2 separate regions of the Homo sapiens genome follow, and region 1 is linked to region 2. The links are chromatin loops, found by intact Hi-C in ENCODE. Cell type or tissue: A673. All regions are shown on one strand. Links, peaks and the distances in the headings refer to the core of each region. The heading gives the core; the rest is flanking DNA.

Region 1 (16,068 bases), core at 5,179-13,178, 64 kb after region 2:
ATTTTTGGACATAGAGGTAGAAGATCTCTCTAGATGAAACCCACCTCCACTACTTACTTGCTAAGTGATGTTGGGCAAATCACTTAACCTTTCTTATTTTAATAACAGTTTTATTAAGATATAATTTATATACCATAAAATTCACCCTTTTAAAATACAAAATTTGTGAGTTTTAGTATATCCAAAGAGATGTGCAATCATCACTACTATCCTAGAACATTTTGATCACCCATAAAAGAAACCTTATACCCAGTAGCAGTCACTCCCCTCTCCCTCTTTCCCTCAGCCCCTGGAAACTACACATATGCTGTCTCTATGGATTGCCTATCCTGGAAAGTTCATATAAATGGAGTCATCCAATATGTGGCCTCTTGTGACAGGCGTCTTTTACTTAGCATAATGTTTTCAAGGTTCCTCTGTGTTGTGGCATGTGCAGTACTTCATTGCATTTTGGGCTGAGTAAAATTCTATTGCATTGATTTACCACTTTCTGTGTATCCACTTATCAGTTGATGGACATTTGGGTGGTTTCTACTGTTTGGCCATGAGTAGTACTGCCATGAACATCCATATACAAGCTTTTGTGTGCACATGTTTTCATTTCCCTTATACCTAGGAGTGAAATTCCAAGGCACCTAACTTTTAGAAACTTTTTTTTCCTCTGTAAAATGGGGGTAAACTTATCATCCCACCCTACCCTAGCATTATTTTTCCTAAGTAATGAGCAAGAGACTTCCTCAGCCTGAAAAAAGCATCTATGAAAAATCCATACTAACATGATAGTTAATGATGAAAGACTGATGCCTTCCTCCTAATATCCAGGAACAAGACAAGGGCATCCACACTTGCCAGTTATATTCATCATCGTACTGGAAGTTCTATCCATGGCAATAAGGCAGAACAGAAAACAAACAAAATGGTATAAAAGGCATCTAGGCTGGAAAGCAACAAGTAAAACTATCTCTATTGGCAGATGACATCTTATACATAAAAAATTATCAATATGTAAAAATGAATTATTTTTATATATTTGCAATTAACTACCATAAAATGAAATCAAGAATACAATTCTGTTTACAGTAGCATAAAAATAATAAAGTACTTAGGAATAAACTTGACAAAAGATGCACAGAATTTATACATTGTTGAAAAAGCATTGTTGAAAAAAATTAAAGAGCTAAATAAATGAAAGGACATCCCACATGACTTGGAAGACTTAATATTGTTCAGATGGCAATATTCCCCAAATTGATCTGTAGATTCAGTGCAATCCCTATTAGAACCCAGATAACTTCATTGCAGAAATTGAGAAGCTGACCCTAACACTCATATTTAAACTCCAGGAACTCAGAATAGCCAAAACAATCTTAGAAGAATGTAGTTGAAGGACTCAATCTTTCCCATTTCAAAACTTACTACAAAGCAATAATTAAGTGTGGTACTGTGTAAGGATAAATCATGGAATAAAATTGATAAAGATAAACTCTCACACATTTTTGGTCAATTAATTTTTGACAACAATGCCAAGACCATTCAATGGGGAAAGAATAGTCTTTTTCAACAAATGGTGTTGGGACAACTGGATATACACACACAAAAAAATGAAGTTAACCACTCACATATAAGTGGAAAACTATGAAACTCTTTGAAAAAAAATAGGAGTAAATCTTGATGACTGGATTTGGCTGTGTTATAAGGTACACAACAAAAGAAAAAAAAGATAAATTGGACTTCATCAAAAGTGGCTTTTCTTTTTTTTTTTTTTTTTGAGATGGAGTCTTGCTCTCTCACCCAGGCTGGAGTCCAGTGGTGTGATCTCAGCTCACCACAACCTCCGCCTCCTGGATTCAAGTGATGCCCCTGTCTCAGCCTCCTGAGTAGCTGGGATTACAGGCACCCGCCACCACGCCCGGCTAATTTTTGTATTTTTAGTGTAGATGGGGTTTCGCCACGTTGGCCAGGCTGGTCTTGAACCCCTGACCTCAGGTCATCTGCCCAGCTTGGCCTCCCAAAGTGCTGGGATTACAGGAGTGAGTGAGCCACCACGGCTGGCCAAAAGTGGCTTTTAAACATGAAAACATGCTTACCCACTCTTCTAATATGAGGGGAAAAAGATGAGATACCATTTTTCACTTTGATTGGTAAAGATCAAAAAGCTTGATTATATGCTATGTTCAGTGAGGTCCTCCACTGCTGGTATATATTCTGTATAGTAAATATGCACATAGATATGCAAATGCAAAAACATTTTTGAAAGAATACCTAAGAAACTGACATTGGCTATTGTCTCTGAGGGGTGGAATTCAGGTCCTGGATTGAGAGAGATTTACTCTTCCCCATTCATGTTTTCAAGGTTTTTTGGGTAGTTTTGCCATATGTATTTATTGTCTGTCTATATTAGTAGTTCTCAAAGTGTGGTCCCTAGACCAGTGGCATCAGCATCACCTGGAACTTGTTAATACAAAGTCTGGGGTGTACCACAGTTCCATTGGATCAGAAACTTTGGAGTAGGGCCCAGCAATCTGTGTTTTAACATGCCATCTAGGTGATTCTGATATATGCTCAAGCCTAAAAACCAGTGTCCTATTCAAAGAAATAAAACACAACGTAGACTACTTTTTACATCACAGTGGTAGGCTTAAAGCTCCCTACTATACCCAAATCAGCTCCCAAGGCCAGTTCTTTAATTGATCACATAGATAGTACAACTGCAGAAGCAGAAGGATGCCAAATAAAGATTTGGAAGTCACATTTTATTTTTAAATGAATTCCTGAGATATTTACAAGTATGTCTGTCATTAAAAAACCTAGCTGCTTGCTGCAAAAAATGAGCTTGGCTTTTTAATGAAATTGAAGTCACTAATCAAGGAAATTTGTAACTGTATTTTTCTGAGGAGGGAGTAAGAGTTACTTGCTCTGTTTAGCTTTATAATTATTAATGATCTACCACATGAGACAAGCCAGATTGACATGGTCCCTTTCCCCCATTTAAAAAAAACTCTTCCTTAAATTATAGGAAATAAAATATACAATTTGTACACTTTCCAGTTGTATCTCTGTATTTAATTACACAGTAGTTTCTCCTATTTCCCAGATATTAGCAGAAAATGATGTTTATGAGCTTCTCATCTCCTTTCAGGTACACTTATAGCATGTTATCAGTCATAGGAATATCCTATGCTGTCTTGACATGGCTCAGTCAAACACTATGGATGCCAATTTATCCTTTGTGTGTTCTTGCTGAAGGTAAGAAAAGAGTGACTTGCTGTATTGCTTACTGACAAAAGCCATCTAGTTATAATGGTTCACTAAATTTTTTGATGATTAAATTACTATTTTTGCGAATGCTTAGCTCACTCAGTGTATCCTTACTGGCATATTTCCCTTGATGCAAAGAGGCAAAGTTGAAGAGGGAAGCAGCTCTGCACAGTAGACAAAATACTGGACAAAAAGCAACGGCATCTGAGGCCTTCACTTCATTAACTCACTGTGTGAGTTTTGGGTAACTCATTTAACCTCTCAGAGTCTGCTTATTCACCAAAAAGAAGTTAACATTTAGAGATTCTATGATTTTTAACTTTTAATGCACAGAAATTCAGTCCCCTCTGGTGAGTCTTTCCCACTTACCATTTACTATGTATCCTACCCTCTCTCAGCAACTAGTTAACTCTACCTTGAGATTAATCATCATTTTCTGAGGGAGGCATTCCCTGACTTCCTCAACTGAGTTCCCCTGGGTACAGTATCATGAATCTTTTATAGCAGGGGCCCCCAAACTAGGCCATGATCCCAGTCTGTGGCCCATTAAGAACCAGGCCGCATACCAGGAGGTGAGCAGTAGGCTAGCAGGTGAAGCTTCATCTGTATTTATAGCCACTCACCATTGCCCACATTATCGCCTGAGCTCTACCTCCTGTCAGATCAGTGGAGGCATCAGATTCTTATTGGAGCACAAACCCTGTTGTGAACTGTGCATGTGAGGGATCTAGGTTGTGTGCTCCTTATGAGAATCTAATGCCTGATGATCTTTCACTGTCTCCCATCACCCCCAGATGAAACCATCTAGTTGCAGGAAAATAAGCTCAGGGCTCCCACTGATTCTGCATTATGGTGAGTTGTATAATTATTTTGTTCTTACAATGTAATAATAATACAAATAAAGTACACAATAAATGTTGTGTGCTTGAACCATCCTGAAACCATCCTTCTTCCTCTGGTCTGTGGAAAAACTGTCTTCCACAAAACCAGTAACTGGTGCCAAAAAGGTTGGGGACTGCTGTCTTAACAGGGCTTATATCAGCATAATTACACATTTGTATGATTCTTTGATTAATGTCCATTTCCTTGACTAGACTGTAAGCTCTGGGGGGGGGGGGGGTACCAGGATGTCTGAGTCTGTTTCTTTGCTTCCTTCCTCTCTTTTATGCACCAGTATACATGCTCAATGAACACAGAATGAATTATTGAGTATGAGTAGGCTAATTATATAGCCTAAATATAAACCTAAAACTTAAGATCAAATCATTCAGATCATCAGTCAGCAGAGCTTGAGGATATTTGGAGAATATATGCTTTCTTCTGCAATGGATTTGGTAGACTGGTAAGGAGCATTCTGTAAGACATGATTAAAGTTTTCAAAACTGAAGACATAAAATAAGAAAGCATGTTAAGGTAACTAAGGGAAAAACATAAGGACATGGTGTTTAACATAAAATGATGACGACATTAACAATAACCAAAGTATATAAAAGCCAGTTATAAAACAAAAACACATATTTTCTATCTACTGATGAGCAGATAAAAAGAGCTTGTTACTGTAAATCATGTTAGAATTTCTAAATTTGTTTTGATTCAAAAGGAAGAATTATTAATTTTGGAATAGACTATGCCAAGTGGATCTAAAGAATAATTGTCTTGAAAACAGTAAGAACCTGATTGTCCATTCTTTAAGAATCAAGTAACCTCTCATTGAAATATCAAATACATTATCTTTGTTAAATCATAGTACTGTAGAGAATATAGAAAGGAAATTGGGAGCTGTTGGTCAAAGGGTACAAAGTTTGTTAGGAGGAATACATTTTTGAGATCTAGTGCACAGCAGGGTGACTGTGCTTAATAATGTATATTTCAAAATAGCCAAGAGTACATTTCAAATCTCACCACGAAAAGTAAGCGAGGTGGTAGATATGTTAATTAGCTTGATTTAATCATTCCACATTGTACACATATATCAAAATATCACATTGTGCTTCATATATGTATACAATTATGATTTGCCAATTAAAACTTAATCAAATTTAAAAGAATATATAAAGGAATAAGGTAGAAATATGACTAATCCCTTCCTAGGAATAAGGGGTGGATAAATGTATAGGAAACTTTTGCATTCTTGTTATTCCATAATTCTAATCCTTGTCTTTTCTAGGAAAGCCATGTTCTTATATGGTTGCCATACAACCCTTATTCTTTTATTAACTTCATAAACTTATTCTTGCAATTACAAAATAAGGTATATGCAGAAAATAGTCTAGAGATATATATGACAAAAATGTCAATAATGCTCTGGATGGTGGAATACAGATAATTGTAATTTTATCTTTCTGTGTTTCTGTATATGTTAGATGTCCCAAAGTATAAAACTGCGCAGTTAAATAAACCTACTAAACTTTCGATAACTTTAATTTTAATAATTTTAATAACTATAATTTCCCATCTGACAGATATAAGACAAAAACAAAGCTTATGTAAATAACAAAATCAACTAATTATACTGATAAAATGCTAGAGACATAGGTGCGGCCTGTGTTAACCTTAAACTGCATATTTGGTGTCAGTGGCAGATCCTTCACTGATGCTACTCATACCTCTGCTTGGCTCTAACAGTTGTGAACTCTTGCCTTTTCTTCATCTTTCTCTTTTTAAAAACTTTTTATGTAGGGATAATTTTGACCCATAAGAAATTGCAAAAATAGTGCACCATTCCCATGTACCCTTCACCCAGCTTACCCTAATGATAACATCTTACATCATGTTAGCATATTAACATTTCATTGCATGAAATGTTACCAAAAATATCTATACATGGGATACAATGTTACTGAACTTTAATCTTTTTTTTACCTGATACCAGCCCCCTCCCTCAAAATAATTTAGGCCAGCATTTCTCATAGAGTTCTTCAAAATACTTATTAAATACTACTGGTGGTTAAGAAGGAAGAAGGAGATATTCTAAGGCCAGTTACATTGAGGAAAGGCTAGGTGGTATTTTTTTATTACAGAATTTCTCACAATGTTAATATGTGTTCTACTATGTTAATGTGTGTTGTGAAACTCTAAGAGGAAAATATATGCACCATTTTCCAAGTTCATCTCTCTATCACCCCTATTTGTGGCTAGGTGGACAAATGTATTTTGAGATAACATTTTAAGAAACATTGTAAATTCTTCTGTAGGCACAATAAGGTATACCATGGACAAACATTCAACAAGTCATACTGCTGTAAGCACCTTGCCAACTTAATCATTTCACAGATTTCTATATTAAACTAGGTTTAGCAAAAAGATTCAGCAACTATTACAAAACTGTCATTATCAAATTCAAAATATCCTACAACTATGAAGACATATATACACATCCCTGTAACAACTTAAGGAGGAATACCTTTATGATGCCTTTCTTTTTTAACAGCATTTGCCATCTATCAATCGCTGCCTTATTTTGAATCATTTGGCACTTATTCCACCAAGCTGCCCTTTGACTTATCCATCTATTTCCCATATGTGCTGAAAATATATCTCATGATGCTCTTTATAGGTAAGTGGCTTTTTTGGTCTTGTTTTTGCATTTTTCCTGTACTTTTTGGTTAGTGCTTGCCGTCTACCTTAATATACAGGTTGGTAAACATGGGAGAGACCAAAGAGGAAGCCTGACATCATGAACTAGATCTTGCTAGTAAAGCCCCTGGAGGTTATAATGCTTTTTGCAGGGCATCATGGGATCATATATTTCACTTTCACTGTACAAATAAGAACAATTTTACTATCAGAAAATATAGCTGCATTATGTATGAGATATAGAAGTTTTGACCATGTGCACAGGTATCTACAAATAAAACCTAGATGTCAAACTAAGAAGAATTGGCTATTTCTGATGTTTCCATTTATATCCATTTTGTTTCTTGTTTGTTTGGCTTTTCAAGCTGGCACTTCCTATCAGGCAAATGGGAGTCGGTGTTACAGACTCAAGAGAAATGTATGGAACAAAAACTTACCCTTGAATAAATTTGATCATTAAACCTAATCATTTTCCAGGAAATTGGGGAAAAAACTTTCACTATTAAATTTTTGTTTTCCCAGCTCTAACCTTCACAAATCTCCAAAATAATGATTATCTCTAGAAGGTAACAGATATCAAACATATGAACAACATATAGAGAGAAAAGACAAAAATGTGAAACTTTAGAGGAAGGTGGAGAGAGCTATGCTAAAGAAAGGAAGACAATTCCTTGCATTAAAAAAAGTAGGATGGAAGAGTTTGATTTACCTCTCTTTCTGCATAAAATCTGGACACTTCTTTAAACATTCCTTCTCACATCTCCCTTGCAAGTGTCTTCTCCCTGGATTTGGGCAGCACTCTGACTGTATTTTAAAAGCATTGTTTCTTCCAGAGAAATAGTTAACCTTACTTACTTTTGCAACTTCTTTCTCCATATTAGGTATGTATTTTACCTACAGTCATCTATACTCAGAAAGAAGAGACATCCTCGGAATCTTTCCCATTAAAAAAAAGAAGATGTGAAGTACAGCATTCCAGTGTGACACGAGAAAAGACAGGCTGTGGATTCAGTGCAGTAAATAAAACACAGGAAGTATTCTGGTGGAAAAATACCTTGTATTTGATAAAAATCCATTACATGAAATAACTGCACATACCCCCAAAACTCTAGACATAACAGGCTATGTTTTTCACACATTGTATTTTTAAGACATATATATTCTCCATACCCTGCTTCACCAAAATTCCTGCTTCATTTGGATTTTATACAAGTTATACTTACATTGTATGAAGTCTGATTATTTTCCTGTAAGTTTAATGAGAAATAGGAGATTAGCTGCAATAGATTCAATTAAATTAAGAAACCAAACTTGATAACCTAAATTACATGTATTCTTTTTCACTTCCAAGTTCCCAAATAGATCTGTAGGAGAAGAGGGATGGAAAATATATTCCACAGTTGCCTAGAATAACATATTTCATAGACAGATGTCTGTCTTCAGATCTAATAATACTCACCCTAAACATTAGATATGTTTAGAAAATTAAATATCTTTCCAAGCCCTATGTCTTAGCTCAGGTTGCTATAATAGAACACCATAAACCGAATGGCTTAAACAACAGCAAACGCTTCTCACAGTTCTGGAGGCTGGGAATTCCGCTCAGGATCAAGGCATCAGCTAATGCAGTTTCTGGTGAGGGCCCTCTTCCCAGTTTGCAGATAGATGTCCTTCTTTGTCCTCACATGAGAGAGAGATCAACTCTCTTATGTCTCTTATAATGGCACTAACCCCATTCATGAGGGCTCTACCCTCATGATCTAATTACCTCCCAATGGCCCCACCTCCAAATACCATCATATTGGAGGTTAGGGCTTAACACATGAATTTTGGGGGAACACAAAGATTCACTCCATAGCATTCTGTACCTGGTCCTACAAAATTCATGTCCTCCTCACATGCAAAATACATACATTCCATCTCGACAGCCTCAAAAGTCTTAACTCATTCCTGCATCAACTCTAAAGTCCAAAGTCTCGTCTAAATCAGATGTGGGTGAGATTCAAGGTAGAATTCATCCTGAGGTAAAATTCCTTTCCAGCTTTGAACTTGTGAAATGAAACAAGTTATGTGCTTCCACAGTACAATGGTGGGACACACAAAGGGTGGACATTCCTATTCCCAAAGCAAGAAACAGGAAAAAAGGAAGGTGTAATGGGTCCCCAGCAAGTCCAAAACCTAGCAAGGCAAACACCATGAGATCTTCAGTCTTAGTAATAATCCTCTTTGGCCTGATACTCTGGCTTCAGGACCCAGTGAGGCAGAGGTATTGCCCCCAGGACTATGTTGGAGGAGGATGACCCCCATATCACCAGGCGGAAGCTGTCAGGCCTGTTGAAACCAAGGCAATGACTGCCCCTTTTGAAACTGAGAAGGTACCACTGATGTTCTCTGAATCATTGTTCCGGGTCAGTTTCTCCTTTTCTTGAAGAATAGTGTACATTCACAGCTGAATAGCTCTATGGTCCCAAATTCAAGAAGTCCAACAGTCTTCCCTCATTCTGTCCCATCTCCATTCCTTTCAATACAAACTAGCAGTGTTCCTGCTGGGGTGGCTGATTAGGTCTGTGGTTCACACCCACATAAATCTAATTGGATGACTTGTCTGCTACACTCTTAGTGTTCTCTACCAAACGTGTTTTCTTATCTTTTTGTAATGCAGACAGACTGATAATTTCCCACATCTTTTAAGTTCTGGTTCCGTTTTTGTTAAGAATTCTGTCTTCATTTTTTGTCACATTTTACTTTAAGCAGTCAAGATAAACCGAGGCACTCCTTCAACACTGGTTGGAGATCTCTTCAGTTCAATATCTAATTTCATGGCTCACAATTTTACTTTCCACAAAACACTAGAACATGAACACAATCATCCAAGTTCTTTGGCATATTATAACAAAGATCACCTTTCTTCCAGTTTCCCATAACAGGTTCCTCATTTTCATTTGAGACTTCATCAGAATGGCCTTTATTGTCCATGTCTACCAACATTATCTTCATGGTGATTTACGTGTTCTCTATGAAGATGGAGGCTTTCTCTCCCACCCTCTTCTCTTTGAGCCCTCACCAAAATCACCTCTATCAATCCCTTCATGGCAATACTGGCTTTTTCTAGCAAAAAAACTAGTACCTCAAAACTCTTCCAGTACTCTTCCAGGTACTCTAGTACCTCAAAACTCTTCCAGCTTCTATCTGTTACCTAACGTCAAAGCTGCTTCCACATCTTTATATATTGGTTATAGCATCACCACACTTCTTGGTACTAATTGCTGTCTTAGCTTGGCTGCTATAACAAAATACCATAAACTGGGTGGCTTAGACAACAAATATATTTCTCACAGTTCTGGAGGCAGGGAAGTCCAAGATAAAGGTGCTAGACAATTAAGTTCCTGATGAGGTTCCAAGGTGCTAGCTGATTCTTCTTCATGGTTTGCAGATGAATGCCTTCTTGCTATATGTTCACATGGTGGAGGGAGAAACCATCTCTCCCTTATTTCTTATTGTAAAGGTACTAATCCCATTTATGAAGGTTCCAGCTTCAAATGCCATCACACTGGAGATTAGATTTTCAACATGTGAATTTAATGGGGGACACCAGCATTCAGTCCCTAGTGCTCTGATAGAGTATTCATTAATGTCATGTATTTGTTAACATCTTGTAAGTTATTTGGGCTTTGATGCCTTAAAAGAAGACCCTGGCCAGGCATGCTGGCTCATACCTGTAATCCTAGCACTATGAGAGGCTGAGGTGGGCAGATCAGTTGAGGTCAGGAGTTCAAGACCAGCCTGGCCAACATGGTGAAACCCCATTTCTACTAAAAATACAAAAATTAGCCAGGCATGGTGGCGCATGCCTGTAATCCCAGCTACACGGGAGGCTGGGGGCATGAGAATCGCTTGAGCCCAGGAGATGGAGGTTGCAGTGAGCAGAGATTGAGCCACTGCACTCCAGCCTGGGTGACAGAGTGAGACTCTATCTCAAAAGAGAAGACCCTAATGAAAATAGTAAACCTTTAGCAAATACACAAATGATGCCCCATTCTGTATTCTTTTTAATTTTAAAAATAATGACACACACATACAGGAAGATAAAAGGTATAAAAATATACTAAGTACTTTTTAAAAAGGAAAATTCATGTTTTGGATTATTACTGAATTGTTGCTAATTACTGTAATGTAAGTCATATGTCCTTACATAGTTTTGAAAAATGCTTTCTTTGAAAATCTAAAAAAAGTGTGAATAACTGATAGTCATTGCTGTATCATTGATGTATCACTCAATTTTTGGTAAAGAATTATAAAGATCTTACCTAGAAACTATGTAAAAAGGTATTAAATATATTGTGATGTAAGAATAGGATAATAAAAATGTAATTTTAAAAATGGGTAACTTATTTCCACTAAAGAAAACATTTGGAAAGAAACAATTGAGTATTAGGCTACTTGAAATCTTTATAAATATATTTGGATTTTAAAAAATTATCCTTTTAAAAAGCTACATTTTTTCTGCTTTTATAGTTATCTTCTAAATTTCAGAAAAATTATGAAAAGCTTTAGTGTGCAAGGAGAACATAAACCCTTTGCAAATTTTAGGTGAGTTAATCTTAATCACTCCAAATAAAGATGGCTCCTTACACTGCCGAAGTACATGTACAATCAATCACTAAAACAAAGAGAAAATTAGAGAAACTACACTTTACTGGGTCATTATAATAAATTAAAATTTCATTATTAAATAATGCTTTAATTTTTTAAAACCAGATTAACTTAAAAACTTCTTAAAATTGAAAACCAAAAGAAACACAAGTGAATTTATAATTATTTTAAAACAGAAATGAGGATTGACAGTAATTTGAGATATCTGCAACAATTGTAACATAAAAAGATCTTACATTTCCTTTGGTGACAGACACAATTGTTAATACTACTGTGGTTGGTTGCCTGTATTCACAATGGAAAGGAATACTAAATTTCATTATCAATTAGTGAAAATAAAGGTGTAATTTCTTTTTCTACTTAAGTACATGTTCCCCAGGTTAAGAAACCCAGACATAGTGAAGTCAAGACAGTAACTATCTGGTTAATCGGATGTTACCAAAATCGCAAAGTTGATGTCTTTGACTATCTGTCTTAACTGTATGTTCACCAAATCCCTATTTCATTTTGTACAGTGTAGACAAAGGCTTACTTTCTCAAATCTAAGTAACATAGATGAAATAGGAACCATTAGATATTTTGAAAACATATCTAAGACAACTTTTTTCAGTAATTTTTTTATTGTGGTAAAATGTAAAATATACTATCTTATTCCTTTTTAAGTGTGCAGTTCAGTAGTAGTAAGTAATTTATATTGTGCAACCATCACCACTGTCCATCTCCAGAACTTTTTTTACCTTGCAAAACTTATACCCTATACTCATTAAGCAATGGTTCCCTATTCTCCCATCTGCCCTGTCCCTGGCAACCACCAGTCTACTTTTTGTCTCTATGATTTTGATTGCTCTAAGTACCTCATATAAATGTAATCATACAGTATCTGTCTTTCGTAATTGGCTTATTTCACTTAGCATAATGTCTGCAAGTTTCCTCCATTTTGTATATGTCAGAATTTTCTTCCTTTTTGAGGATGACTGATAAGGAGGGACTTACTCCTGTCATTTTGCTATTTGTTTTCTACATAGCTTAGCTTTTTTGTCCCTCATTTCCTGCATTACGTCTTTTGTGTGTAGTTTACTTTTTTATAGTGAAGCATTTAAGTATCTTTCTCAGTTCTTTTGTGTATATTCTGTAGCTGTTTTCTTTGTGGTTACCATAGGGTGACATTTAATATCCGGAAGGTAATTTGGACTTATGCCAGCTGAACTTCAAAAATATACAAAAATTCTGCTCTTTATATCTCTGTCTATCACTCCTTTAAGTTTCACAAAATTATATACACTGTGTGTCCAAAATCAATTTTTAAAAATGCAGTAGTCTCTATGTAGAAAACAAAAAGTGGAGTTACAAACCATTGTTACAAAAGTACTAGATTTTATAATTGCCCATGTATTTTTCTTTACTGAGATCCTTATTTCTTCATGTGGCTTTGAGTTGCTGTTTAGTGTCTTTCCATTTCAACTTGCAGGACCCCTATTAGCATTTCTGGCAGGGGCAGGTCTAGTGGTAACATACTTTCTCAGCTTTTGTTTATCTGGGGATGTCTTAATTTCTCTCTCACGTTTGAAGAACAGTTTTGTCAAATACAGGAAATGTGGTTGATGATATATTTTTTTCCTAACACTTTGAATATGTGAGCTCACTGCATTCTGGCCTCCAAAGTTTCTGATGAGAAATCTGATAATCTTATTAAGGATCACTTATATGTGATGAATTGATTTTTTCATGCTACTTTCAAGATTCTCTTTCTGTCTTTGGCTTTTGATAGTTGTGTGGATCTCTTGGAATTCATTCTACTTGGAGTTTGTTGGTCATTATCTGGCTGTTCTTCAAATATTCTCTCTGCTCCTTTCTTTCTCTCTTTTCCTTCTGGGATCCTCACAATGTGTATGTTGGTCTGCTTGATGGGTCCCACAGATCCTTATACCCTGTTCACTTTTTTCCAATTTTTTTCTATTGCTCAGACTAATAATTTCCATTGTCCTATTTTCATGTATACTGATTCTTCTGCTGCCCAAATCTGCCTTTGAATACCTCTAGTGAGTTTTTCATTTCAATTATCGTACTTTCCAGCTCTTGAATTTCTTTTTTGTATCGTCTTAGATTTTCTCTATATTGATATTACCATTTTGTTCATCCATTGGTTTTTTGACTTTTTCCGCATGCTCTTTGGTTCTTTAAAAAACATCCTTAAGGCAGTCGTTGTAGAGCCTTTAGTGGATCCACCATCAAGTCTTTTTCAGAGATAGTTTTTGTTTTTGTTTTCATTTGAAAGGGACATACTTTCCTGTTTCTTTGTATGCCTTGTTATTTTTTTGCTGAAAACTGAACGTTTCAATCTAATAATATGGTAACTACATCTCACTAAGGTCCCTAAGTTAATGTTTTTTTTTAAACTATTCCTTACTTTGCCTGCCTTGAGCAAGTTGTCAAATGTGAGAAACTGTATTTATTTCAGAAGTACAAATAGATACAATCTCAATGTCCAAAATATTTCCCCAAAGAAAGAATCTTACAATTATTTAAGTTTACTTATGGAGAAAACATTTTATGGTACTAAAGTGTTAAAGTGATTTAAAATTAAGGTTAAAATATGCTAAAAATTATCTTCCTTTACCCAGTATCTATCTTCCACTTGTTTATTACTGCTTTTTAATAATTATAATGTTTCCCGTTGGTTCGGATAATTTTAATATTCTTCTCGGTCTGAGTTATATGCTAATGTTGATATGACATGGTTCTCCAGGGTAGTGTTCAGATTGTATGTTCAGGGAGCAACAGCCACAATTAACAAGTTCACCTGTTTAGAATGCAGATTCCAGGGCTCCACTAAAGATAGTTGAATCAGAAGCTCTGGGAATAAGCTCAGGATCCTACCTTTTGATAGACTCCTCAAATGAGCCTCATGCACAGAAAAGTTTGAGAACCACTGCTTTTGAGTCTAAATTATTTCAGCTTTGGACAGAAAGAAAACTGCTAAAAAGAACTACTTATATAAAAGCCACCAATGTTTTCAGAACAGGGATGATTTTTTATGGCTTTAAAAATCCTTAAATAGTAGTTCTGAACATGTTTTTAACATGCCAAGTAAGAATTACTAACTAGTTTATTTTTGCTAAGGGTAGCTGGAGTTTTAAATCTCATCTAAAATAAGGTTAGTTAATTCCATATGAAAGTCAATTAGTAAAAGTATGCCTTAATTCATCACATACATGTAGGTGTCTATTGTTACTTCATGGTATTCAGCTGAATGATGGGGTTCTTGTGAAAGATAATGTGGTCTGGAATTAAGAGCACTAGGTTTGATTTGAGATCAAGCTCCATTATTTACTAACTGAATGACTCTTTGAGTTCCAGTTTCCTTAACCACTTAAAGTTATTATGAAGACTAAATGACATATGGTAAATTAAACTTTTGCAAATTATAAAGGGCTTTGCAGAAGTAGGACATTTATAACATGTTCTGTTCTTACTTCATGATGGTTTAGTGATTTATATTCTCTGACTGTAAGTTCCATGAGAGCAGGGATGACACGTTTTGTTCAGATTGTACCCCAGAAACTTGTATAGTGGCACATAATAGACACCCATAATTGTGTGTGCAACTCTATCTTTAAAGAACGCCACTACTACATCTAGAAATATATTTCAAGAAATCTATCGGCTTAATTAGGTAATGAATTTCAATTGTATCTCAAAGCGTTCCTTATATTTAGAAGACACATAAGTTTTGTTTTTTTCTTTCAACTTATATAAGTATCTTAACATGCTACTTCTAGAATATTTTAATTGTTAAGAACAATTTCTTAATAAACTTCCACTGTCTTCCTGAGTCCCCATATACATGTCAGAAATGTGTTCAAGCATTACAGCTATTTATTTGCAGTGAAACACACAAAAGTGATAACATTTCAATAACATTTTATAATTTATAAACCATATTTTTGTATTATTTATTTTAACCCTCACAGCTACTTTGTGAGGTAGATCATTTTATCCAAAAAATAAAACCAAACCTCAGGGAATAATCATTTTTATTCAGTTTCATATTTAATAATTTAGCTGGAAATGATCTTACAAGTTCCCTATGTTTGACAAGAATCAGATGAGCTTTCTAAGTTGTAGTTTTAAAGAAGTTTTTACTATTTATGAAGATTAACAGATTAAATGCAAAACTCACAACTTTATAAATAATATATATATATATTTATATATATCATACATTTAAGATGAGATTTTAAAGTTTCCAGGATCACAGTAATGTATTTCCCCCAGAAAATACAGAAGCATGTTACCTCGTCCAGGACCACAGCAGTGATGACACACATTCGTAAACGAAGATGATGCTGTTGGGTGTCTTTCCACAAGAGTGATGAAGAATGTGAACGGTTCCAGCCACACTCTGTCCCCTAGTTCCATTTGAAGTGGTTCCTATGAATAGGCTGGTTGGGTCAGAAATACAAACTGACCAAACAGGGACCTACCCTCGGGCTTTAACGAAGGCCCCATCTCTTTACCAAATGATCTGATTTCTCTTCTAAAACAGCAGTTTACTAAAGTGTTTGCTAAACCTCTAAAACT
Region 2 (17,482 bases), core at 1,716-9,715:
GGCCCAGAAACTGGCAAGTTCTTGAAAAGACCTGCTCTACCTCCGTGTTGGGGCAAGAATGACAGGAGAGAGGCCACTTCTGCAGAATTAGAAATACTGTATCACAGCTTAGCATGTCAACCCATCCAGAATGCCAAAAATAAGTCCATAACCAGTAGAAGATAAGTAACAATTAAAATTAATTCCAATAAAAATGAAGGCAACTAGCCCAAAGGTGCACATTTGCATGTGCTGAACCGATGACTAGGCATGAGGAATAAAGTAAAATAATAATATTACTTTGGCTGGCACCAGAATAAGGTCTTAAGGAAAACACTCTTTGTTTAGAAAAATATCTAATGAGTCTGTAGAAAAATATCTAATGAGGCTTCACTCAATATCTAGTGAGATTTTGAGGTTATGGGTGTGGCAACGGAAAAGACAGTAAAATATCAATAGCATGTTTTGTGTGTCAGCTTTTAAGGAGAAAGGAGACAGACAGAAATCCCCCAAAGCTCTGGAACTGTGACACTACGTGGAACAAGTCAGACAATGAAAATTTTGCTGGTGGGAATGAAAAAAGAATTTTCCAAACAGCGTAGCTCATGTGCAGCATGAAATTGTGTGCGCTGATGTATTGAAACTCTGTCCGACATCATCTCCAAAACTTCAATAAAAATGGCTACCACAAAAAGTCCTCTGCGTAAAACCTCTGTGTACAAATCATAGAAAGTGCCCGGTCTCATGTTTGAACAAACATGGGGTGGCCAGATCTTCATAGATGAACCAAATTAGAAGAAACAGGAGGCAAAACAATGACAACACAGCCACCTTCCCCCTTCCCATATCACACCTTAGGAATCCACAAAGCTGGATTAGGAGATGGAACTGTCTTATCTAGCTCTTGAACAGTAAGAAGGCACTGGTGAACATCTGGGTTACATACAAATATATGAATTTTGCTTAAATATATGAACATGCAGATGCAGGGCAATATCAGCACACATTTGTATAGTCTTTTTTGCAGTCAACAAAGGTGTTATTTAGGCATTTTAGGTGGCATTAAACACGTTCAAGTATTCAGATAACATCTGATCAGGAACTTATTCATAAAATACTCTTAAGAAAATGAAAAGAACATGCCACAGACTGGGAGAAAGTATTTGCAAATCACATATCTGATAGAAGACTCATCTCCAGAATATACTTTTTAAAATCTCTGAAAACTCAATAATAACAAAACCACTAATAAAACAATAAAATACATAATAAATAAAATAATAAAAATGGATAATATATTGGAACAGATGCTTCATCAAAGAAGACATGCAAATAGCAAATTAGTATATTAACATGGTAAAATCTTTCTCAAGGATTGTTGGTGGTGTAGGTCAGATAATGAATGTGAAATGATTTGGTCCCAGGGGAGCCCTTTCCATCATGGGGACCTGCCATAGCTTCTGTCCTTTCTGAGCAAAGTTCACCAGCCCTCTTGGCCAAGCTCTATTTCTGATGCATGAGAGGTCTGCCAAGCACAGACTGTGGGGGCCCTCATCAACATGGATTTCTTCTTGACGGGTTTGGCTGTGGGAAACACAGAGAGAGCCAGCATCTGGTAATAGAGTCAGAAGATGAATGTCACCCAGAGCCATACCTTGTTGACTGCAGACATTTTCTCTAAACACATTGCACTGGTGCTTGCTGAGCCTAAAAAATGAACTGTTTTATGAGTCCTTTTGTTCTCAACATTAATTGTTGCTTTTTAAACATTAGTTTAATTGCCTAAAATTTACTAGGATAGTTTAAGACAAACTCAAAAATTGGACTAGTAGTGCCAGCACAAAATTATACTCTCCTAATTTAGTAGGATCCATTTAACCATTTAACTCGTTAATTGACCTGATGGAGAGTACTCCAAAAACATGTTCACATCATAGTTATCACCAAATCAGACAATTATGTTTCAGTTATTATTCTGTTTTGACATTCATGTAGAGGGTGTTCCTAGAAAACCTATAACGCATTATTCAAATTATATCCCCCAACAATTAGCCTACGAATTTTTAAAAAAATGGAGCCCACTTCAAAGGACTCTCTTAAGAGGATTAAAAGACAGGTCACAGACTGAGAGAATATATTTGCAAGTCACCTCTCTGATAAAGAAGTTGTATTGATATGTAAAGAATTCTCAAGATTCAGTGATAAGAAAGCAAATAACCCACTAAAAGACAAACAGAAGATTTCAACACATATTTCAGGAAAGAAGGTACAGAGATGGCAAACAAGACAGGAAAGGACCAATAACGTTAACCTTTAATGTAATGCAAATTAAACAACAATAAGACACTGCTACATACTTATTAGAATGGCTGAAGTTAAAAGGACTCACCATATCAAGGATTGGCAAAGATGTGGAGCAACTAGAACTTTCAAAAAGTGGTCCAATGACTTTGGAAAACCATTTTTGCAGTTTTTAAAAAAGGTAATCATATACCTACCACATGATCCAACCAGTCGACTCCCTAGTACTTATCCAAGAGAAAAGAAAGGATTCTTTTCTGTGTATAAACATTCATATACACAGACTTGTATATGAATGTTTGTGGGAGCTTTGTTTGTCCATCACAAATGGATGATTAAAGAAATTGTAGTATATCCATACAATGGAATATTATTCAACAATAAAAAGGAATGAATCATTGATACACACAATAACATGGATGAATCTCCAAAAAAATTATGCTGAATACAAAAGGGCCAGGCACAGTGGCTATGCCTATAATCCCAGCACTTTGGAAGGCTGAGGCAGGCAGATCCCCTGAGGTCAGGAGTTCAAGACCAGCCTGGACAACATGGTGAAACCCCATCTCTGTAAAAATACAAAAATTAGAGGGCAGGATAGCGATTGCCTGTAATCCGAGCTATTCGGGAGGCCAAGGCGGGAGAGTCACTTGAACCCAGGAGGCGGAGGTTGTAGTGAGCGGAGATTGTACCAATGCACTCCAGCCTGGGTGACAGGGCGAGACTCCATCTCAAAAAAAAAAAGAAAAGAAAAGAGACCAAAAAGGAATAAATTTTGTATTGGCCTATTTCTATAAAACTCTAGAAAGGAAAATTAATCTATAATGACAGAAAGCAGATTAGTGGTTACCTGGGGGTGGGGGCAGTAGTACTGAGGAGTGAGATGGAGGGAGAGATTACAAAGCAACACAAAGAAACTTTTGAGAGCGCAAGGACATTTTCACTATCTTGACTGTGTTGATGGTTTCAGGGGTGTATATACATGTTAAAACTTATCACAGTGTCCACTTTAAATATGTACAGTTTATTACATGTCATTGTACTTCACTGAAACCTCTCGAAAAATAAAAAAGTATAAATTTACTGAAAAATAAATAAAATGGAGCCAAAGCATCTTGTTGTGTTCCCTTGTTAAACTCAACATACATTGTTTGATGTCTTAAGATCTCTTTTATAAGACTCCAAGATGAGATTAAATCAACAGGCTCTTAGAAATAAAAAATTATCTTACAGTCTAAGTTCATTGTCAGTTAGAGGTTAGATTGTTAAAAGTTTTTACTTATGGCACATTTGCAATACTCCATATTTTAAATGATAGTCCAAGAAGTGGATCACGATCCCTGCGTGCTAAAACTATGGGGGGAAAAGCCAAGAGCACTTCACACATTGCATATCTGCACCAAGTGCAATACAAGTTACATATTACAAATTCCAGTGCTTAAGGAAATGATTTTTCCCATTTTCATATTGTGGCAAAATATACATAAAATGTAGCATTTAAACCTTTTTTAAGTTACATTTTAAGTTCTGTAACATTAAGTACATTCATATTGTCGTGCAACCATCACCACTATTCATCTCCAGAACTCTTTCATCTTTTTCATTTGCAACTCTGAAGCCATTAAACACCAACTCTTCATTTGTCCTTCTCCAAGCCCCTGGTAACCACCATTCTACTTTCTGTCTCTATGAATTTGACTACTCTTGGTACCTCATATGACTAATTATATAAACTTTGTCCTTTCGTGACTGGCTTATTCTTCTTAGTATAATATAATGTCTTCAGGTTTCATCTATGTTGTTGCATGTTTCTGAATTTCTTTCTGTTTTAAGGCTGTGTGTGTTTGTGTGTGTGTACCACATTTAGTTTATTCATTGGTCCATTGATGCATACTTAGTGTGCTTCCTTTTTTTGGCTATTGTGAATAATGCTGCTATGAATATGGGTATACAAATATCTATTCATGTCCCAGCTTTTACTTCTTGGGCTATATACCCAGATATAAAATTGCTGAATCATGCAGTAATTCCATATTTAATTTCATGAGAAATCATCAAGGCAACTATTTTTAACTTGTGTCTTCATAATGGAAATATTTGCAATGATAGTACAATGCAAACACAACAATAACAGCTACATTTCTTAAGGACTTACTTTCTGCAAGGGATCTGCTGAGGATGAACTAGCTAGCTAGCTAGCTAGCTCGATAGATGATAGTTAGAGAGATGGATGGATGGATGGATAGATAGATAGATAGATAGATAGATAGATAGATAGATAGATAGACAGACCATCTTATTTAATCATCCAGAGAACATCTATGAGGTAAGTATTGTTCTCTCCTTTTTATACATAAGAAAACTGAGGCTCAGTAAGGTTAAGTAACTTGACCAAATCCACAGTAGGTAAAGAACAGAGACATATTTGGAACCAGGGACTATACTCTTAACTACCTGTAATCATCTACTACCACCCAAAATGCTATTTTTACCCAACTACATAGCACAAATATTGCAATTTAGAGAAGGAACAAGAAGCTCTACTGCCCGGCAGCTCATGCACAGCACAACTCCTGGTTTTGCTCCAAGTGGGTGCACTAACGTCCAGTGGCCTGTGGGGATCTTTTGCAGAAAGGACTGCTGTCCTCACTCAAGCAGTTGGTCTCCTTCCATCCCCATGCAGAAGGGAACTCTCTCTCTCTTCCTTTTTCTAAAGAGAATAGCAGGAAATTCCCATTTGCTCCTTTGCCAGACTCTACGGAGAATATTTTCTCCAAAGGTTTTTGTAAGCAACTGTCTGAATCATGAGTCATCGTTTTTCCCTTGGCAAGGCTGCATTTCCTTCTCTTGAGCACTACATTTTTATCCATGTACTAGCAAGACAGCCCTGTGTGCAGTTTCCCTCTCAAGTCTGACACAAGCTGATTTTGTTATCTCACAGGAATGCTTAAAAACTAAAATGGCTTACATTACTTAATGGAAATACACAGCAAATTTCTCTTTCCTTTCACTTTTTAATTTCTTGGCTCATTTTCTTTTTATGAAAGTCCAGAGGTAAAACAAATAACTTTCAAAGCAGAAAATGATTTACTAATCTAGAAATGCATGAATTGAAAGTCTGTGCATTGAAAGTACAAAGTTTTTTTTTTTTTTTTTTTTTTTTTTTTAAGTTTCCTATACTCTGATGGCAAAAACACAGGGCATGAAATAATACAAACCTGAGAGCTACTGTGGGTTCTGCCACTTTGTACCAGTATGGTCTTGGGCAAGTTAAATAAATTAGAAACAATCATACCCCAAACTCTTCAAGATTTCTATGAGAAATAAATGCAAAAAATGGGATGTATGACTTGGTCCAACACAGGGCCTTGTAAATACCACGGGATCTCACTTACATGTAAAATCTAAAAATGTTAATCCCATGGAAACAGAGCATGGAATGATGGTTGCCAGAGCTGGGACAGTTGGGATGGGCAGGAGAGGGCTGGGGAGATGTTGGTCAAAAAATACAAAATTACAGTTACATAGGAGGAATAAGTTCAAAGGATCTATTGTACAGCATGGTGATTGTTAATGATAATATATTGTATTCTTGAAAAATGCTAAGGGAATGGGTGTTAAGTGTTTTCACCACAAAAAATAATAACTATGTGAGATAATGCACTTGTTAGCTAGATTTAACCATTTCACAATGTATGTATAGTTCAAAACCCCATGTTGTATGCAATAAATACATGCCATTTTTATCTGTCAATTTAAAAAATAAATTAAAATAATAAAATGCCATAGAAATATTCAAGGGTTATTAAAATAACTTCTTCCATTATATTTGTTATAAGCCTTATAAATAGTTTAAAGCATGATATATTTTATATTTGGCGAACTGGCTTTAGACCAATTGGTGTCTATCAGGCATATGTGGCACCTTAGCATCTATTAAGGAAGAGTAGGCCACACAAGGGAGGAAAGCAATATTCAATACAGCTTCCTCCCCTCCAGGCTGCAACGGGATCTCTCCTAAACTCCAATATACCTTTGAGTTCCATGGATTATTTTCCTACTATAAGCCACACCCCTGAAATAATAAATGTGGTATGCATGAAAAATTCATTTTCTTTCTGTTTATCTAAATTTGTTCTTATTTCTTATGGTTTAATTGTGTTTATTAAGTCGCAAGTGCTCAACCTCCCTGGGTTATATTATAATACTTTCTGTAATAGTTGACAAGGAAGGGTTCATTTTCAAATTGCTTCATTCAAAACCCTTGACTTCATCTCAGGCTCCCATTGGCTTGGCAGGTATGTATAAAGAAGGAAGTGGGAGAGGTAAATAACCCTCCATTGCATCTACTACCTGTGTAGGACTTGTCCAGAAAAACTCCTGGCATATACTATCAATAAATGGTAGCTTTTTTTCTTCTTTGCAGGCAATTGTTACCTATTATTCTCTTGCTGAAATATAAGAGCCTCTATTTTAAAGCATCCCATCCCTATCCAAAGTAAAATTTCACAAAATCTGTAGAAATTCCCAGATAGTTCAGACAATTATCTCTGTAATTAAAAACAACACCATGACACCATGATCATGTAATTGTCTGGTCAATAAGAGCCTAACACAAAGTCCATGGGCATCTCAAATATATTCGTATAATTAGAAAATGACCTAGGCTCTTATCTTCTGACTGCATGTCCAATAAGCTTTCTCTCTTTCATTGCTCAGTTTCACAGACATTGTTGCCTGAACTCAGCCTCCCACTGGAAATCTCACTAGCTTTGGTGCCCCATACTGGACTTCTAGACTGATCTCTCTCCCTATCTCCTGGTAACCCAGCCACATAAATGCAGAAATGAAAAGGATGACAGGAACAGTGTTTCATCTGTTAGATGTCTTGTCACAGGGAACCGTTACTGGTCCCTAATAAGCCCCTGTTCCCTATTCTGTTCTTACTTCCTTATCCAGTCATTAATTGGGAATGGAAAAACACAGGCAACCCACCAGCGGAATAACTTGGGAACACTCAGACAGGGCCACAAAGCCTTCTAAAGGTTCTGAGAAGGGATTATGGCTATCAAGCTGTGGTAACTTCCAAGGAGACATCATCTTATTCAGCAGCAGCATTTTCACCAACAGTCTAAACATTCTTCTGATTTTTCCTTTTTTCCTCTCTCTCTCTCTCTTTTTGATTTGCCAGAAGTGATAAATGATAATAACCCAAAGGGAAAACAGTGGTGGAGGGAAGCAGTGAAAGAACTATTTACATTTCTGATATTTTGACCTTAATGAACTGCTCCCATCGATCAACTGGGAGAAGACTGGACCCTGTGGAACCCACTGCCTGATTGCATCTTGCTGTGATATTAAGTGGTCACCCAGCTGGTTGTGTGTGAAACACAGTTTGTCTCCAATAGAGAATAGCCTATCAACTGAACCAAAGTAGAAGGAAATACATTTTCATTCTTTCCCCCAGGTCTGACCATGCAGTAATAAGGTCTGGAGGTGCTCCAAAACGATGATCTTCAACTAGTTGCAATATTATTTCCCTCCTGGCCAAACAGTTAACCCAGAAGCACACTAGTCATAATGCCCTCTGCATGGATTATATCTTTCTCAATACAGCATTTGAATTTCAAAAATATATATATACTTGTCAAAGTGCACATTAGAGATCTGGGGATTGATAACTTAAATAATTTGCTTTAACTGGTGAGTAAATAGCAGAGGCAAGGTTCTAAGATATGCAAAACTTTAATTGGCTCAGGCAATGGTACTATTTAGTAACTTTTTATTTATTAAGTGGAAAGACTGTATTTAGGAGACATTCACATGAGTGACAATTGAGAAATTCTTAATTTTCTGTATATTTATTTACACACTATTCATTCTACACATGTGAGTTGGACAGCTTATAACATTCAAGGCATTAGAGCCACAAGGCCTGCCCTCAGGGAGCTCAGTCCTATTGCAGAAGATGAGCAGTTAAAGGCAAGATAAGTATGTTCACAGAGGTTTTAGAGAGCTATTGAAGCAGAGAATGAAGATAAGTCCTTCTTGACGCCCAGGACTGGGTTCCCTAGCTGGCAAAGCAGACAATCACAAATATCAACCTGCTTTACCCGTAGTGATGAGCCTGCCTTCTCTCCCTCAGCTTTCATTATTTTCACCAAATAATCCACATGCCCTCAAAGAAAAGAGGATTTCAGCTGCCACCCTCAGGACCCTTTCAGCTGAAAGTGATGGAAACTCAACTCCAACCACAATATGTAAAAATGGGATCTATTGCAAGAATAGAATTGCTCATAGCATCAAAGCAATTGTTGCAGGAAGGGCAGCTCAGGGGTCTCAGAAACAGGAATTGGAGATTTTCCTCTATCAGAAATCTTTTCTCCCCTCCTTTCTTTATACTTCTCCCTGAGGAGGCAGGGGGACTGGGCCACTCAGGAATCACACCCTTATTGCTCCGTGATTAGAGAAGAGAGAAAGAGTATTTTACATATATTATTGCTAACCCTTGAGTTGCTATAAGATAGCATTTTCATTGTGTTTGAAAGGAGGAAAGCAAGTAGTAGAGAATTAAGGAATCTGCTTCAAGTTCAGGGATCAGTGAAGAGCAGGGGAAGTATTCAAGGACAGGCTGGTCTTTCTGATTCCACAACTAACTAATTGCACCACACCACCTATCAACATTTGTTGAATGAATGAATACTTGAATACATAACTCATAGATCTGAATGAAAGGTAAACCCTTTTCAAATCCCCCTTGGTTCCACCAGAGGCAATCTTCATCTTCATCTAACCTACTGGCTGCCAATACTTTCATTATACTATACACAATCCCCCCAAACTAAGACAGTTCCAGCCAAAAATAAAAAAAATTCTGAAGCCTCTGATTGTTCTGGTTTTGATGGGTAGAGACTTTCTGCTTCCAGGAATCATCAAGGGCTCCTCAAGAGGAAATGCACCATGAGAGATGGAAGAATCTGGACTGGCAGCTGAGTACCATGCAAGAAGAGCAAAAGCATCTTCCAGGCACTTCATGTGACCGACAATATATCTCTCTTGATCCAATCACCCTCATTTTTGGAATCTGCTTTGAAAATAATGGATAAATGTGAACATACACTTGAAAACTCCAGCAATGGAAGTCCAGGTCTGTAGTAGCACAGGGCCACAATAGCTAACAAAGATCGTTGTGGTGTGGGGCATCCTGCTATCCATGCTTTGGGAGAAACACTGGCTTTTTAGAGCATCTGAGCTATATGACAGAATGAAAGTACCCCAGAGGAAAGGGGAAAATATTCTAGGTCATGTGAAGCTTGAGCCAATTAAGTATACAAAAGAGATGTGATATTCCTAGTTCAAGATGGCAAATAATCTCTCTTTAACCTCTTCCTCGTTCCAGCATCTCTTTGAATATAACAGTAAACACATAATTAAAGAGTGGAATCAGTCATAAGATATTGTCTAATGAAGATAAAACAAGAAACAAGAGATTTAAGTGTATCATTATACTCACATGTATTCCTACAGTGTATTATTTTATTATACTTATAAAGTTATCAGTGAAGAACCAATGAAGAATGAAAATAATATAACTATTTCTGTTAGGAATGCATTCAGCTACAGCTAACAAACAGCCTTATTAGCAGTAGCTTAAACTAAAGGGGTTTGTCTTCTCCACCTACAAAAGATCTAGATGGAGGCAGTTAGAGCAGGCCAGCTTTCTAATGATGTGCCTGGGAGCTGGGCACTCTTTTTCTGCTCTATTATTTTTACCATGTCACTGTTATATTTGTCAACTCACGGCTATAACATGACGGTTGTACCTGCAAGCATTGCCTCCACATTTCATCAAGTAGGAGGGGTATTATCTGAATTAGGAAGTGGAAGATCTCTCAGAGTTTCTGATATTTCATATGGAGCCTTAGAATGTGTTTATAGCTGGACACATTGCCTCTGTTAATAAGGAAAACAAAGAAATACAGAATGGGTAATAGTTATAAAAACAGCTGCAGCAATATCCAACAAAATACGGGAGAAAAGAGGAGAGGTGGAAAGTGATATAAATAAACTATAGTTAGAACATGAAGTCAAAAGCTATAGTCTAAATTGGTAAATCAATAAGGATTTTGGTACATTATGTAGATTTACATGGTTTATAATAAATGGCAAAAGAAAAGAAACAAAACGAAAAACAAGTTGCTTCCGTAGATTGGAAGTAGGGACGGAAAAGTGAGAAAGAATGTTTTTTCATTTAATTGCATTGTATAAATCTTTCTTACACTTGTGCATGTGATGCAGTAATAACTGTAGAGAGAAGAATGTGAGCTTGTTTTTGTACTTCAGGCAGGTGAAACAGGATGGAATTGTTACAAGTGTACCTAACATCAGTATTGAACACATAGTATTTGTGAATAAAAAAATTTATTTATAAAACCATTTTTAATAAAAGTAAAACTAAATATCTGCAAACTCCAAAAAAAATTAAAAAGGAGAGAAGAAGAAGAATCACAAAAAGTGACCAATGTTAGAATATCTGGCACTCTTCCATTTGGTGAGAGCCAGCCAGTACTTTTGATCAGTGCCTGGTCTAGGTTGGAAAGAAACTAATTTCTTCTGAGTCAATAAAGTCAGTACCTTTAATGTTCTTTCTTCTCAGGTTTCCCATCTATAAATGAGAATAAGAATATCCCTTGTAAATTTATTTTAGAGAGATTGCTTTTTAGAAAAGTGTAGGAATCTGTGTCAAACATCAATTAGCTTTGAAAAGCAACCAATAGTCATTGACTCCATGCTTTAGAAATAACAAGCACCCAACATTAGTATAAAAAAATGCATTGAATACAAAATAATATAATTTTCATATTATATTATTCTAGATATTCAAATATTTAGCAATTGGTATGATAGTGGAGGGCAGCAGAAAACAAGGCTGCCAAAAGCCTTAAAACTATATTCCCTTTGATTCAGCAATTCATTTTCTAGTATTTTGTCCTAAGGAAATAATTAGACAAATTTTCCTTTTTGTTGTTTTGTTTTGTTTTGTTTTCTTTGACATTGTTTTCCTTTTTCTTTTTAATTATACTTTAAGTTTTAGGGTACATGTGCACAACGTGCAGGTTAGTTACATATGTATACATTGCCATGTTGGTGTGCTGCACCCATTAACTCATCATTTAACATTAGGTGTATCTCCTAATGCTATCCCTACCCCCTCCCCCAACCCCACAACAGGCCCCAGTGTGTGATGCTCCCCTTCCTGTGTCCATGTGTTCTCACTGTTCAATTCCCACCTATGAGTGAGAACATGTGGTGTTTGGTTTTTTGTCCTTGCGATGGTTTGCTGAGAATGATGGTTTCCATCTTCATCCATGTCCCTACAAAGGACATGAACTCATCCTTTTTCATGGCTGCATAATATTCCACGGTGTATATGTGCCACATTTTCTTAATCCAGTCTATCATTGTTGGACATTTGGGTTGGTTCCAAGTCTTTGCTATTGTGAATAGTGCCTCAATAAACATACGTGTGCATGTGTCTTTATAGCAGCATGATTTATAATCCTTTAGGTATATAGCCAGTAATGGGATTGCTGGGTCAAATGGTATTTCTAGTTCTAGATCCCTGAGCAATCACCACACTGACTTCCACAATGGTCGAACTAGTTTACAGTCCCACCAACAGTGTAAAAGTGTTCCTATTTCTCCACATCCTCTCCAGCACCTGTTGTTTCCTGACTTTTTAATGATCGCCATTCTAACTGGTGAGAGATGGTATCTCATTGTGGTTTTGATTTGCATTTCTCTGATGGCCAGTGATGATGAGCATTTTTTCATGTGTCTTTTGGCTGCATAAATGAATTAGACACATTTTCAAAAGGTGTTATACAAGGGTGTCTATTGGTTCAGACTTTGTAAACACTCCAAATTTAGGAGAAAAACATACATTTCTAACCTTCGAAGGTTAATTTTTAAAATTATGCTAATAAAAATTATACTAATTAAGAAAAATTATGCTAGATTTCTGTGTGTTGACTCAGAAAGTATTCCATAGCCAACATATTGTTAAGTGACAGAGATACATTCTAAACAATATGCATAATATAACCCCATTTTGTGGGAAAATCCATACATATATGAATAGAAAAGAGCCTAGAATTTAATATATAAAAATAGTAAGGTAAAAATCTGAGTGATAAATTTGTGAATGAATTTTCTTCTTTGTATTTTTTCTGAATATGTAACACATTCAGTAGCAGGTAATGATTTTTACAATCATGTAGTAATAATAAAGCTATCTCAGTTTTAAGGACTGAAATATATTGTCTCCAATCCTATCACAATCCTAATGAGTCATTTGCTCTCGCTGTATCCTGACATTCCATTTACTACACAATGTCCCTGACAACAAGATAACTGAGAACATGAGCATAAGCTCTATTTGATATAGTTATAAGCCTAAACTTAATTTCTGAGAATCACATAATGATACTACTTTACACCTTGATGTAATTTTAAAGTATAATTACTCACTCATAAGCCTATATCATTAGTAGAAAATGCACCAGATTGGGATTTAGGAGGCTTCAGTACCTTTCCCTTCTTTGCTGCTGGCTCATTTGGGCAAATCGTTCTACAGGATTTCTTAGGGGCCCATTGGGGATTTCAGAGGCTTGAGCCTATGTGATTTTTACTTCTATCACTCAAAGTTTTAATGTTTTATCTGGTTTCTATCTCTCTTTAAGATTATAAGTGAATGTAAAGGACTTTTCCTGCTGGATTTTATAGATCTAAAACAGAAGGCCTGGATTAAAGAACATTTACGTTTGAATTTTCGCTCCAACATTTATAAATTTGTGTGACTTGGACAAATTTCTTAATCTCTCTGAGGTCTAGCTTCATTACCTTAAAAACTGGCTAATTAATGATCTACCTCTTAACATTTAAGGAATGAGATATTACATCTAAATCCCTTGGCACAGTTTCTGATACATAAGGTAAGGAGTGCTTGACAAATGTTAGTTGTTATTATTGGCTATGCGGGTTACTCACCTCTACTCAAACAAAGATTAAGCCCTAGTAATAAGAGAATATACTGGATTTAGAAGAGGAAAACTTAAATTTTGTTAAATACAAACAGACTTTCATGTTGATGATAAGCAGGAATTTATTAAATTGATGGAAAAAAGAAGAGAAGATCCTACACCCAGAATTTCCTGGGTACCATTAAAGGAGTTAATACAAAAGAACTCGAGAGTCATTTTGTATTATAATTAGTAAAACAATTTTTTTTAAATGTTTAACAGCAACTACAACTTAGAATGCACTAATGAAATCAGGTCTTTATTTCATAATAGCTAAATGATGATTTAATTAAAGTTTTTATTTCAATAGACTCCATTTCCATTCAAAAGTGTTCCTCAAAAAACTGCATTTAAACAGTTTTAATACCCAGGCTCACATAAAGATTGCCTGTGATTTCAGATAAACACAGTTTTTTCAAGCTGTACTTGAAAGCGCTCTTGTAATTTAACCCCTGAATTCTGAATTTCAAATGGAGAGTAGAGGATTTACCAAATATGTGATGAAGAATTGTGTTTTCATGTTCTTTCATTTTGGGAGGAACTCTTGTTTCAATTGAAAACATTCCCTTACCATTACAGAAACCCAGAGGGCAATCATGAGTTAAGACCTGGAAAATAAAACTGAGAGAAAAGACTGGAACAACATGTGGTTGTCATTTTCAGGGCCACAGAGAGGGGAAGTGGTTTTCCACTGCTAGCTAAGCAAAGGCAAGCACATGTAGCACATTAACGTGGAGGGCAGGCAGTAAAAATAAAAAGAGATGATGGTTTGCCTTTTTGTTTTATGGTGAAGCAGGTGCTGACTGGCCCTGCAGTTAGGACTGCATAGTTTAGGATTTTGATGCCATTTCATATTTGAGATAATAGCTTTTAATTTCCATTCATGACCTCCCAAAAGCACTGTGAGAGATGTGACCATCTTGCATGCTCAGGCTCCTCTTCCATAAAGATGAACGTTGGTAGGCTATGGGACTGCCCCATGAGCACAGTTAGAAGTTCAATTGGAAATCACTATCCCTGAATTTTCTATCTTAGAAATTGTCCATTACAAAAAAAAAAAGAAAGAAAAGAAAAAAGTGGTGTTTTTTGTTTTCTAATATCAGATTGTGAAAGCAGGATTAGCCTACAGAAATCATTATCATTTTTCCAGTTTCCTTCATAGTTTGTGGTCACCTTTTCTATCTTGCCTTTTTAATTTCCCCTTATTCACTCCAAACTTATATCCTGTTTCATTCACGCTCAAGCAAACAAGACACATACTAAGATAGCTTAACATTTACATGGGGATGGCAGCTCGAAGGGGAGCTGCCTTACCCCATAGCAGACAGTGCTAGCGGGTTACAGCACTCTTTTCACCTAGCCCAGATGAAGCCCTCTGAATCCTTCTCACTCCCTAAGACTAGTACCAATTGATTTGGGATTAAACCTCTTCGTCATCTCCAGTTTTGAGCACAGTCCCTCTAACCTTTACCCAACCTTAGCAGGTAAGATTGGGTTTCTGAGATTCAGGTTCCTCTCTTGTAAAATGAGGATCGTATAATTGCTCCACATTTAGTCCATAATGAGAATTTATATAAAAATATTATTCAGTATATAGGATGATTGTTATTGTCTTTAATATCATATGGTGGTTTTTTACTCCACTCATTTTAGTTTTTCTCATCATGACTAGCTTTTCCCTTCAGACAATTCTGGCCTGCCTTGTATTCTGACCTGCCTTGTATACAGTAGCGCATCATCTAGCACAGTGCCCACACATAATTTATTCTCAAAAAATGTCACCCCCTCACCTCATTCCTTACTCTTGGTAATATTACTCATTGATCAACTGTTGGTGTTCACAGTGCATTCAACACTACCATCTGCCCTAGTTAAATAAAATTACAAAGCATAAAATCTCAAAGGATTTTAAAACAGCATCTTGACTGGCTTCAGTACTCATTCATCCACAAGTCTCTGCAACATTCTTGCCCTTACAGAGCAAAAACCCCAGAGAGAAGTGTGTCAGTGGCAGGGGCAGCTAGGCCTTCTTCTCCCTAAGAGGATGGTGATGGTGATTATGGTCATTATGGTAATAAGCATTGATTGAGCACTTCCTCCGTGCCAATCATCAGTCACCAATCTTGCTAACAACCATCTGTGATAATATTTTCTTCACCTTAGACATCAGGAAATTGGCAGAGAGGTTAAACAATGTGCCATGTTTGAAGGGCTTTGAAATATAAGTTTATGATAAAATACAATTAGCTAAAACAAAGCCTTGAAAACCATGCCAAATATCTAAACGAGCATTTCACCCAGAGTCATCCTTGATTGGAACAACGACAAGCCTAAGTAGATGAAGGCAAGCCAGTACAGTCTATGCATAAAAATGCAAATTAAGGCAAGGATATCCACTGCTTTGTTGTCATGTAACTGATGGTTGATCTTTCATAGAAGATAGTTTATATCCATCACATTATAAAAGTAAATGTATGTATTGCTGTCTGGTGATGCTACAAAGCTTTTGTTTATGTTTGGAAAATAGTAAATGAAAAGTGGCAAAGACCACATGAAAGTACCAGTAGAGGTATCCTGAAACACCGTGCAAGAACAAAGCTCCCTCAGATATATAAATTTGGAGATGTGGAGCCTGCAGTCAGAGCTGATACCTGAGCTCTCTTATAGGAAGGAACAGCAGTGTGAAGGAACTCAACATGACTAGTCAATGCTTGCTGGATTGGGCCTTGGTGCTACTTCTCACCACTACTGCATTCTCTCTGGACTGTCACTTTCAAAGGTGCAAGGGCAACTGGGAGATTTTAGAACATTTAAAAAACCTAGGAGAAAAATTTCCTCTGCAATGTCTAAAGGACAGGAGCAACTTCAGATTCTTCCAGGTTTCTAAAAGTAACCTGTTTTCAAAGGAAAATGCCCTCATTGCCAAATAAGAAATGTTACAGCAGATATTCAACACTTTCAGCCTTAATGTCTCCCAATCTTTTTGGAATGAAAGCAGCTTGGAGAGATTCCTAAGTAGACTTTATCAGCAAATAGAGAAGACAGAGGTGTGTTTGGAGCAGGAAACCAGGAAAGAGGGCCGTTCACTCTTGCAAAGGGGGAATACCATATTTAGACTAAAAAATTATTTCCAAGGGATTCACAACTACTTACACCACCAAAATTATAGCAACTGTGCCTGGGAGGTCATCCATGTTGAAATCCGAAGGGGTCTACTATTTATTGAACAGTGCACAAGAAGACTCCAATACCAAGAAACAGGTTATTTACATAAATAACTAATTTGGAGTTGGTTACTAGTACCACTTCAGATGTCTCCAGAAATCTGTTTGATATTTTTAAGCAACTTTTAATTCGGTTTCTGTGACTTAAGATAATATTTTCGTCAATTTTCTGGATTAAAAAAATTATTTGAATCACAAATACTAATTTATCAAAAGATTTATCATATTAAATAGTATTAAAACATTAATATTAGAAGATTGTATATTTATACATAAAGTATTTTTTAAATTAAATATATTCTTTTATTTGGTTTTATAATCAATTTTTATTTTAATTTCATGGGTACATGTTCAGGATATGCATGTTTGTTACACAGGCAAACATGTGCCATGGCGGTTTGCTGCACAGATCATTCCATCACCTGGGTATTAAGCCCAACATTCCATTAGCTGTTCTTCCTGATGCTCTCCCTCCTTCTCCTTACCCTCCAACAGGCCCCAGTGTGTGTTGTTCTCCCCAATATGTCCATGAGTTCTTATCATTCAACTCCCACTTACAAGTGAAAACATGTGGTATTTGGTTTTCTGTTCCTATGTTAGTTTGCTAAGGATAGTGGCCTCCAGCTCTATCCATGTCCCTGCAAAGGACATGATCTCATTCCTTTTTATGACTGCACAGTATTCCATGGTGTATATGTACCACATATTTTCTTTATCCAGTCTATCATTGATGGGCATTTAGGTTGATTCCATGTCTTTGCTATTGTGGATAGTGTTGCAATGAACATATGCATGCATGTATCTTTAAATAGACTGTGTAATCAATATCTTTTAAGTTCAGTATTCTTATAACTTTACTCAAAGAATAATTTTCAGACTGCTTCATTTGATAGAGAA

The links. Peaks named below come from ENCODE experiments on the same cell type or tissue, not always from the same donor. Only the 100,000 strongest peaks of a DNase experiment are listed, where the experiment ranks them.
Region 1: a loop joins it to region 2, with 2.9 times the contacts of the local background. A loop is called at or near these places in 4 of 110 quality-filtered maps.

Annotation. Positions count from the first base shown.
Region 1 is chr9:20,998,767-21,014,834 of GRCh38, reverse strand. HACD4 (3-hydroxyacyl-CoA dehydratase 4) reads left to right here. Exons shown (of 7, transcript NM_001010915.5): 5 at 3,140-3,246; 6 at 6,689-6,814; 7 at 7,716-15,326. The coding sequence ends at 7,798. Among named protein-coding and RNA genes, the nearest start is that of HACD4, 25 kb to the left of the region's middle. In A673, for the core only: no CTCF peak of the experiment used is centred there; no DNase peak of the experiment used is centred there.
Region 2 is chr9:21,057,899-21,075,380 of GRCh38, reverse strand. It overlaps the pseudogene IFNNP. Among named protein-coding and RNA genes, the nearest start is that of IFNB1, 11 kb to the left of the region's middle. In A673, for the core only: no CTCF peak of the experiment used is centred there; a DNase peak (open chromatin) is centred at 5,110.